Linked DNA regions of Homo sapiens: region 1 is linked to region 2. Evidence: chromatin contacts called from ENCODE Hi-C or POLR2A ChIA-PET data. All regions are on one chromosome and are shown on one strand. The core of a region is the stretch at or near the end of the contact, and the rest is flanking DNA. Distances in the headings are between cores, read along the strand shown.

Region 1 (5,107 bases), core at 83-2,582, 260 kb after region 2:
AAAACCGTGAAACTAGGCCAGAGAAGGGGCGGCCGCTCTCTTACTAGTGTCTGCTGCTCCACCCCAGGGTCCCAGCCACTGAATGGCGAAGGGAGTGGGGAGCATCCCTCAGGGAGCCCCAGTAATCACCCCTCCCCTGCCTTTCCACCTCATTCCTCCTTTCTCCCTCCTTCAGCCTTGCGGGCAGACCCTGTGGGCCGCCTGGACCGCGCGCAGGAGGGCTGGGATTGCGGTGGCTGAACCCTGCGGACCTCTCCCATCTGCTCCACCCCGACCGCCTGCGGTTCCGCGCCCAAGGCTGGACAGAAGGCAGGAGAAATTTATAAGAAACAGACAAGCAAAAACCCTGGCTTCTTGTCACTGATTTTAAAGAACCCACTGAGGTCACTGCGATGGGTGGAGGGAAGCGAGAATGGAGGAATACAAGCCAAAGGGAAGGAAGGGGACGAAGGCGGACAGGGAGTGACCTCTTCCTCCAACCCCCGGGCCCGCTGGGAGCGGCGCGAGGCCAGAGGCCCTTGAGAGGCTCGGGCTGTCCTGGGGGCCTCAGTCCTCTGCCTGTACCCCATGGGGGACCCTGCTGCCACCAGGCGCCCCGCACTCACTCGACCTGCAGCGTGCTGGGTTTAATCTTCACCTCAACCTTGTAGGAGGAGCCGGTGAGCAGCTTGATGGTGCGGTTCTGGCCGAAGCGCTGCCCGTCCACCTTGTAAAAGACCGGGCCGTCATTAGGCTGGATGCGCAGCGCGATGGAGAGGCGCACGAGGCCCGGCAGGTCCCCCATGTCTGGGCGAGGGTCTGGCGCGGCGGCTCCGGGGGGCGGAGGACAGCGCCGGCTGCGGCCGAGTGGCTGGAGCGCGAGGGGCGGAGAGGAAGCGCGGGGAGGGTGAGGGAGGTGGTGGAGCTGAGGCTGCCGCTAGGAACCCGCGCCGTCGCCGCCGTCCGCCCGGGCTTTTGAGGAGCAGCTCCTTAGGCTGTGGCCCCCCTCCCCACTCGGCGAGGAAGCGGGCCCAAGAGACGGCTCCAAGGCCGCGCGCTTCCCCATCCCCCGCTCCAGTGCTGCGCCCTCCACGCACCCGAAGGCTCGCTCTGGCCCGCAGGCCGCCGCGCAGATCCGCGCAGCTGGGGGCGAGGGAGTTAATCCTGTTTACGCACCACAATCCCCTTCAGCTGGGGAAGCGGACATTTAGGCTCCTCCTAGAACAGCCCCGGGCAGGAGGAGGAGAGGTTTGGGAGGCACTGGGAAGGCGCTGGAGTTAAGCGACCACTATGCCAAGGAGCGAGACCCCCGGAATCTGGATACCGCCTCGGCCAGCTACGTGAGGTGGACACTGCTGCTCGCGGATCCGGCGCCAGCCAGGCGGGAGGAGGCTGAGGGGGGGTAAAGGGAGGCGGGAAGGGGGGACAGGAAACCGCTAGCCGGTGATTTAAATTTCAGGAAATATGAGTCTTTCCAAAGCTTAGGGGAAATGGCCGAGGAAAGGCGCAATTCCACGTGATGGAGCCACGCTGGATGAGGAATGGATGCAAGAGGAAGAAAATAACCATATTCAAGGAGCTACATCTTCTTGTGGGTGTACATTTCCATTATACGTATGCTCGTCCCAAAAATGACACATACATAAATATATGTAATGAATCACATATATTTACACAGATTTTGAAGGGTGAGCTATTAACCCTGTAAAAGGCAACTGACATGAGCCTAAGGCATTCTGGTGACAAAATGGCCAAGAGGTGGGATGGGTCAAAGGATTATTGGCAGGGGGCCATATGCGACACCGCAGAGTTTAGATTTGCATATTAAGCGTGATTAGACAGTTTTCGTGGCAGAGGTCGGTAGACAGCTGACTTTTGGAAGCGAGGGGAGACTCAGGGGGTGAGGACTATACTGGGAATGGCTTCCCGGAGCAGAGAGAGCACCTGCTTCAGCACCACCCAGATGGATAGTACCAGAGCCAGGGAGCACACCTGGGAAATGAAGTGGGCTAGTGAGAACAAATGGGTAGGGATGCGTTTCCTTGGCAGTTTTTGTTTACCCAAGTTAGACTGCTCTTTTTTAAGAAATAATAAGCTATACATATAATATATATGTAATATGGGTGTTTATTGCAACATTGGTTGCAAAAATAAAAATAAAACCTAAATGAAATGTTAACCAATAAATAAATGGCTGAATAAATTCTTATATACCCACACTATAGAACGTTACACAACTATCAAAATAATGAAATATAGGTTGCATTGGCAAACACACAGGCAAAAACTGTTAATGATAAAAGTGGGATGGCTGGGAAACAAAGCCTGAGGGCGAGCATTTTGTCTGTTTTGTTTGTTGCTGTTTCCCCAGCATGCCAAAATAGTGCCTGACACATAGTAGGTGCTCCAGAAATCGTTGTTGAATTGACTTACGGTTGTGGTCTTAATCATGTCCATATGTAAATTCTTTCACATCTTTAAAATTAATTAGATCCTTGCGATTTACCTGGAATGATGAAAAGAAATCTAATTGCAAGTAGCATCTCTAGTGTTTTAGAAAAATGAAAATTTAAAAAGAATATAAATGTGTATGTTTGTATTAGCTCTTTTAAAAGAATGAGAGAGTTACACAGTAAACTTAATGTTGGTTATTATGGTTTATGAGTAGTGGAAAGAGGGTGAGTATCTTTTTGGGGTCATTTAAAAGCCTTTTTGGAAATTTTGCCTTTTTTCCTCAACCTTTTGTTTAGCAACCCCACAATCTCAAGCCAACTTCCACCTGTGTATCAAAAAGAGCATTGGACCTGGAGGATGATGACTCCATTTTAAAACCTGGTTCTAAGGCCGGCATGGTGGCTCATGCCTGGAATCCCAGCACTTTGGGAGACCAAGGAGGGCAGATCATTTGAGGCCAGGAGTTCAAGACCAGCCTCGCCAAAATGGCAAAACCTGTCTCTACTAAAAATACAAAAAATTAGCCAGGCGTGGTGGCGCATGCCTGTAGTCCCAGCTACTTGGGAGGCTGAGGCATGAGAATCGCTTGAGCTGGGGAGGCAGAGCTTATAGTGAGCCGAGATCATGCCACTGCACTCCAGTCTGGGCAACAAAGTGAGACTCCATCTGAAAAAAAAAAAAAAAACCCACACAAAAACAAAAACAAAAACTCTGGTTCTAGCCTGGCTAGGTAGTGCACTCTTGCAGTCCCCACTACTTGGGAGGCTAAGGTGGGAAGATCACTTAAGCCGACGAGTTTGAGGCCAGTATGGACAAAATAGTAAGACTGCCATCTCATAAATAAATAAAATAAAAAAAACCTAACTCTGCCACTTTTTAGTTTCGTTATGCAAATAACTTAACATCTTTATGTTTCATCTTTGTAAAATGAGGATTAAAATACCTCCTTCCCAACATTGTGAGAATTGAATGAGGAAATGGAAATTGTTTGAAAAAAATAAATTACTTTTCAAATACGAGGTGTTACTAATGCTGGGCAATATCCATTAGGAATAGCATTTTCAGGACCATACAATGTAATGTCTTAAAATGAAATTAATAAATGTAAAAGTAATTGGAAAATTTATCATCACTGATACATATGTGCAAAGAATATGAATATGGAGTCTGATGGATCTGTGTTTGTGTTGCCAGATCTGTGGATTACAAACTGAGTGACCTTGAGCAAAGCTGCTTTAGTCTCTTGGAGCCCCAGTTTCTTCATTTGTAAAATGATGATGGTGACATAGATGATGCATATAGAACCAAATGAAATTGTGTAAACTATGCAAGAATATCAGGCCCATAGAGACACTCAATACATTGTAACTATTTTTATTTAAAAATATACTTGCTGAATATGTAGCAACTTTTAGTTTAGATTCAGGTTTGTTACTGGAGCGTATTGCATGATGCTGAGGTTTGGAGTAGAAATGATCCCATCATCCAAGTCCTCAGTGTCTATTGTTACCAATGGAATGAAGACTACTAGCCAGGGAGGGAGGGAGACAAGTAAGGGTTGAAAAACTGTTTTATGTCCATGGGTACCCAATGGTTAGCACCCACTAAAAATGAGAACATGCGGTATTTGGCTTTTTTTTCCTGCATTAATTCATTTCTTGCTATATATTTTTAAGGTATCTAGTGCTTTCAGTCTTATTGTAGATTCTTTAATTATTACCTCAGATTGGTGATCTTAAACATTGTCTGTCTAATGGACAATGCTTATTATCATTCTTTTGAAAACTGTGAAATTGAGCCCAAGTGAACGATGGACTTAGTTGTCATTCAGAGGAATCACATGCTATGGTTCAAACGATTCTCCTGCCTCAGCCTCCCAGCTGCTTGTGTTCCCCCAAAATGGCTATGTTGAAACCGAATCCACAAAGCAATAGTATTAAGAAGTGGGTTCTTTTGGAGGTGATTAGGTCATAAGGGCTCTTCTGCCCACGTGAATGGGATTAGTAGTACCCTTGTAAAAGGGGCTTGAGGGAGGTCGTTTGCCCCCTTCTACCATGTATGGATGCAGCGGGAATTTGCCATCTATAAAGCAAACAGTGAACCCTCACCAGATACCAAATTTGCTGGTGCCTTGACCTTAGACTTCCAAGCCTCCAGAATCGTAAGCAATAAATTTCTGTTGTTTATAAATTATCCAGGCTAAGATATTTTGTTATAACAGCATGAACAGACTAAGACATTGTGCTAACAACCGTTCCATATTCGCTGTTCCAGTCTCTGCTGAATTCATAATATAGAGTTCAAAAACAGTTAGAATTATGACACAGGACATAGTTGTGTGCATGTATATGAAAATAACGTAGTTAAGAGTGCTGGGACTGGGTTATACACATACATATGTATACACTCAATTATGTCATGTGTCATAATGTGTCCTGGGCTTGGGTTATACACACACACAAACACATATACACAATATAATACCAGCACATTTAACAATGTATTTTCCTTTGTATTCATGTTTGCATTCAGGTACAGTTTAACATCTGCAGGAGTTATTTCTTATTTTTATTCTTAAATTAGTGTCAATGATTTATGAGGTGCTTGACTCCTTCCCTTTGCCTACCTCAGAATGTCTTAGCATTAGAGATCTTAACTGGTACATTTTACATTT
Region 2 (4,918 bases), core at 217-2,716:
CTTCCAAAACATATGGAAGTTGATTATTACAATTATCTTATTTCTGAAATAAGAGTATATAGTGTTGTTGCACAGATTAAATAAACTAGATAAAAGCCATTAGAACGGGGCCTGGCTCAGTTAGCACTCAATACATTAGATAGTATTTTACTAAAAGTGAAAATTACCAAATACTCTAATCCAATGTGAACTATTTAGAGCCATGCTTGAAGGGTCAACTTTGGAAACAGTAGCTGAGATAATACATATGAAGAGCCATTTGAAAAGGTAAAAGCAGTTAAGAAAAAAATTACATTACTTTTGAACTGTGATACATACAACACAGCTAACTGAAGGCAGCTGTAGTATCTTTTGACTGAGAATTTTATTTTGAAAAACCGTTATTCACACTTGTCACTATCTTTCAACAAAACAATGAGTTCTATCATTTCCACCAAACACAAACATTTCTCTGTACTTCAATAGGGCTAATCTGTTGTTTTTGAATCAAAAATACAGAGTTAAATAACTAAAAGTATAACTGGATTGTTTGTAACACAAAGGATAAGTGCCTGAAGGGATGGATACCCCATTTTCCATGTGATTCTTACATATTGCATGCCTGTATCAAAACATCTCGTGTACCCCATAAATATATACACCTATGTACCCACAAAATTTTTAAATTTAATTTTTTAAAAAATCACGGTTAAGTCTTGGTTCAGTCCACCATCAGACAGTCCTAATAGGTTAATAAGTGGATAGCAAACATCTCATTGCGACAAATACATCTTTATCAAGCCAAAACTGAACTGTAGTCAGCAAACATTGAGGACATTAAAGCTATTTTGAAACAAGTTTGAGTTACACTGAACTTATCCGGGTCATCAAGAAAAACTGCTCTCTTGGATTACCCACTACAGATTTCAGCTAAAGGTCGAAATTAGCCCACTATCTCAGATGAGCTAATACTGCAGCAGCAGGCAGTCTGTGAATGTGAATGATAAACGGAGCTAACACAGTAAAGTTACTCCCCTAGACGTTCCACTTTAGCCTCTCTCCCTAAGCAAGATTGAAAACAGCTGAAAATTGTGAAGACTTCAATGTTTTTTGATTTTTGTTTTTAATTTCTTCGTCTTCCAAGATTTGAGAAGGGGGTGGTTAACAAACGAAGAAAAAGAGAGAGACCGGAGCAAAAGAGAGAAATGAGGGGCCGGGGTAAGCCAAAGCCTGCAAGCAGCCCCAAAACAAGCGGAAGTGGGGGACCTGCCAACAATGCTGCCCCAACGAAGAGCTGTGAGAGACTGCATTCCTGGAAGGCTACGCAGCCAAACTCCGATTTTCTCAGTCTGCCCAGAGGATGACAGGGGAATCCCAGGAGAGGAAAAGCGGAGTTAAACAGGAGCAGGAGAAAAACTGAAACTACACCTTAGAAAAATACCTCACGGCCTTCGACTCCAGTCTCCCGGAAAGCGGTCGGGCAACGATGACGACAATGACGCGCCGGCTCTGCCCCCGCCACGAGCGGCGCTTCCCGATGATCTCACGCTGCTCGCCACGCCCCCTGCTCCTTAACTCTTCTCCAAAGGCAAATCTCATTTTGAGTAGCTCAGACCCATGTTGTGGGAGACGATTGCGGCGGCACTCGGAACTTTTGTCTACCTTTGTACCCGGCTAACACTCACCCCAAATACAGGTTGAGTGTATTTAACCAGGAAAAAAATCTTAGTTATCGAAACTTTGTTCGGGTTTTTACTTTCCCAGAAGCTTTTTTCAGGGCCCTCATTCTTTCTACCCTTTTATTGTCTGCCTCTAGATGAGCCTCTTAGAGCAGCTTCCCAGATTATCCGTGGGGAAGAACAGGTTCTTTATTAGATTATCCGTGGGGAAGAATGGGTTCTTTATTTTTCCAATCTGTCAGTAAAAGGTACTTCTATAAAATACAGTAAAAATGAATTAGTAGAAAAATGGGGAAAATATGTGCAAAATACAAGCCCAAATTTTTTATTAGTTTCAAATAAATGTAAAATTGCATTTCAATGTATGCAATCAGAACAAACATAATAGAAAATAAAGGCATTAACAGAAACTGTACATACTGTTCATTGAAAGTGTAGTATAAGCGATTGAGCATTGTCTTAACATTTGTAACTTGTCATTCCACGGCTGTAATTTGATAAAAAGTTATGCATGAAACAGTTGTCCGTATATTAAATGCATGTAAAAGCATTTTGAACAAGCACCATGTATGTAATATTTAAAGTTTTGGGGGAGGTTCCAAAGTGGCCGAATAGGAACAGCTCCAGTCTACAGCTCCCAGCATGAGCAACGCAGAAGATGGGTGATTTCTGCATTTCCAACTGAGGTACCGGGTTCATCTCACTGGGGCTTCTCAGACACTGGGTGCAGCCCACAGAGCAGGGCGAGGCATGACCTCACCCGGGAAGCACAAGGGATCAGGGAATTCCCTTTCTTAGCAAAGGGAAGCCATGATAGACGGTACCTGGAAAATTGGGACACTCCCATCCTAATACTGTGCTTTTCCAACGGTCTTAGCAAACGGCACACCAGAAGATTATATCCCGTGACTGGCTCAGAGGGTCCCACGCCCACGGAGCCTGGCTCACTGCTACCACAGCAGTCTGAGATCAAACTGCAAGGCAGCAGCGAGGCTGGGGGAGGGGCGTCTGCCATTGCTGAGGCTTAAGTAGATAAACAAAGTGGCCAGGAAGCTTGAACTGGGTGGAGCCCATCGCAGCTCAAGGAGGCCTGCCTGCCTCTGTAGACCCCACCTCTGGGGGCAAGGCATAGCTGAACAAAAGGCAGCAGAAAGTTCTGCAGACTTAAATGTCCGTCTGACAGCTTTGAAGAGAGTAGTGCTTCTCCCAGCACGGAGTTTGAGATCTGAGAACGGACAGACTGTCTCCTCAAGTGGGTCCCTGACCCCCGAGTAGCCTAACTGGGAGACACCTCCCAGCAGGGGCCAACTGACACCTCATACAGCTGGGTGCCCCTCTGAGATGAAGCTTCCAGAGGAAGGATCAGGCAGCAATATTTGCCATTCTGCAATATTTGCTGTTCTGCAGCCTCCGATGGTGACACCCAGGCAAACAGGGTCTAGAGTGGACCTTCAGCAAACTCCAACAGACCTGCAGCTGAGGGTCCTGACTGTTAGAAGGAAAACTAACAAAAAGAAAAGACATCCACACCAAAAACCCATCTGTACGTCACCATCATCAAAGACCAAAGGTAGATAAAACCACAAAGATGGGGATAAATCAGAGCAGAAAAGCCGAAAATTCTAAAAATCAGAGCGCCTCTTCTCCTCCAAAGGAATGCAGCTCCTCACCAGCAATGGAACAAACCTGGACAGAGAATGACTTTGACAAATTGAGAGAAGAAAGCTTCAGACGACTGGTAATAACAAACTTCTCCGAGCTAAAGGAGGATGTTTGAACCCATTGCAAAGAAGCTAAAAACCTTGAAAAAAGATTAGACGAATGGCTAACTAGAATAAACAGTGTAGAGAAGTCCTTAAATGACTGATGGAACTGAAAATCGTGGCACGAGAAGAACGTGACGCATGCACAAGCTTCAGTAGCCGATTTGATCAAGTGGAAGAAAGAGTATCAGTGATTGAAGATCAAATGAATGAAATGAAGCAAGAAGAGAAGTTTAGAGAAAAAAGAGTAAAAAGAAATGAACAAAGCCTCCAAGAAATATGAGACTTTGTGAAAAGACCAAATCTGCATCTGAATTGTGTACCTGAAAGTGACTGGGAGAATGGAACCAAGTTGGAAAACACTCTTCAGGATATCATCCAGGAGAACTTCCCCAACCTAGTGAAGCTGGCCAACATGCAAATTCAGGAAATACAGAGAACACCACAAAGATACTCGTCGAGAAGAGCAACTCCAAGACACATAATTGTCAGATTCACCAAAGTTGAAATGAAGGAAAAAATGTTAAGGGCAGCCAGAAAGGTCAGGTTACCCACAAAGGGAAGCCCATCATAGTAACAGCTGATCTCTCGGCAGAAACTCTACAAGCCAGAAGAGAGTGGGGGCCAATATTCAACATTCTTAAAGAAAAGAATTTTCAACCCAGAATATCATATCCAGCCAAACTAAGCTTCATAAGTGAAGGAGAAATAAAATCCTTTACAGACAAATATACTGAGAGATTTTGTCACCACCAGGCCTGCCTTACAAGAACTCCTGAAGGAAGCACTAAAGATGGAAAGGAACAACTGGTACCAGCCACTGCAAAAACATGCCAATTGTAAAGGCCATCAATGCTAGGAAGAAACTGCATCAACTAATGAGCGAAATAACCAGCTAACATCATAATGACAGGATCAAATTCACACATAACAATATTAACCTGAAATGTAAATGGGCTAAATGCTCCAATTAAAAGACATAGACTGGCAGATTGGATAAAGAGTCAAGACCCATCAGTGTGCTGTATTCAGGAGACCCAACTCACATTCAGAGACACACATAGGCTAAAATAAAGGGCTGGAGGACGATCTACCAAGCAAATGGAAAACAAAAAAAAGCAGGAGTTGCAATCCTAATCTCTGATAAACCAGACTTTAAACCAACAAAGATCAAAAGAGACAAAGAAGGCCATTACATAATGGTAAATGGATCAATTCAATAGGAAGAGCTAACTATACTACCTATACATGCACCCAATACAGGAGCACCCAGATTCATAAAGCAAGCCCTTAGAGACCTATAAAGAGACTTAGACTCCCACACAATAATAATGGGAGACTTTAACACCCCACTGTCAATATTAGACAGATCAACGAGACAGAAAGTTAACAAGGATATCCAGGAATTGAACTCAGCTCTGCACCAAGCAGACCTAGTAGACATCTACAGAAATCTCCACCCCAAATTAACAGAATATACATTCTTCTCAGCACCAC

The links. A loop is a pair of places that touch in the nucleus more often than their neighbours do. ChIA-PET counts read pairs that join two places held with the same protein, here RNA polymerase II (POLR2A). Pooled maps may share reads with other maps.
Region 1: a pooled map shows a loop between it and region 2 (2.5-fold over the local background). The contact joins the promoter of CNRIP1 here to the promoter of C1D in region 2. A Hi-C loop is called at or near these places in 2 of 50 pooled maps. POLR2A ChIA-PET finds 5 or more read pairs at or near these places in 3 of 52 experiments (MCF 10A, OCI-LY7 and SK-N-SH).

What each region holds. Positions count from the first base shown.
Region 1 is chr2:68,318,617-68,323,723 of GRCh38, forward strand. It overlaps CNRIP1 (cannabinoid receptor interacting protein 1), which reads right to left and starts at 1,333. Exons shown (of 3, transcript NM_015463.3): 1 at 606-1,333. The coding sequence starts at 784.
Region 2 is chr2:68,061,538-68,066,455 of GRCh38, forward strand. It overlaps C1D (C1D nuclear receptor corepressor), which reads right to left and starts at 1,467. Exons shown (of 5, transcript NM_173177.3): 1 at 1,421-1,467. RefSeq lists enhancers at 1,035-2,234, 1,156-1,565, 1,318-1,818.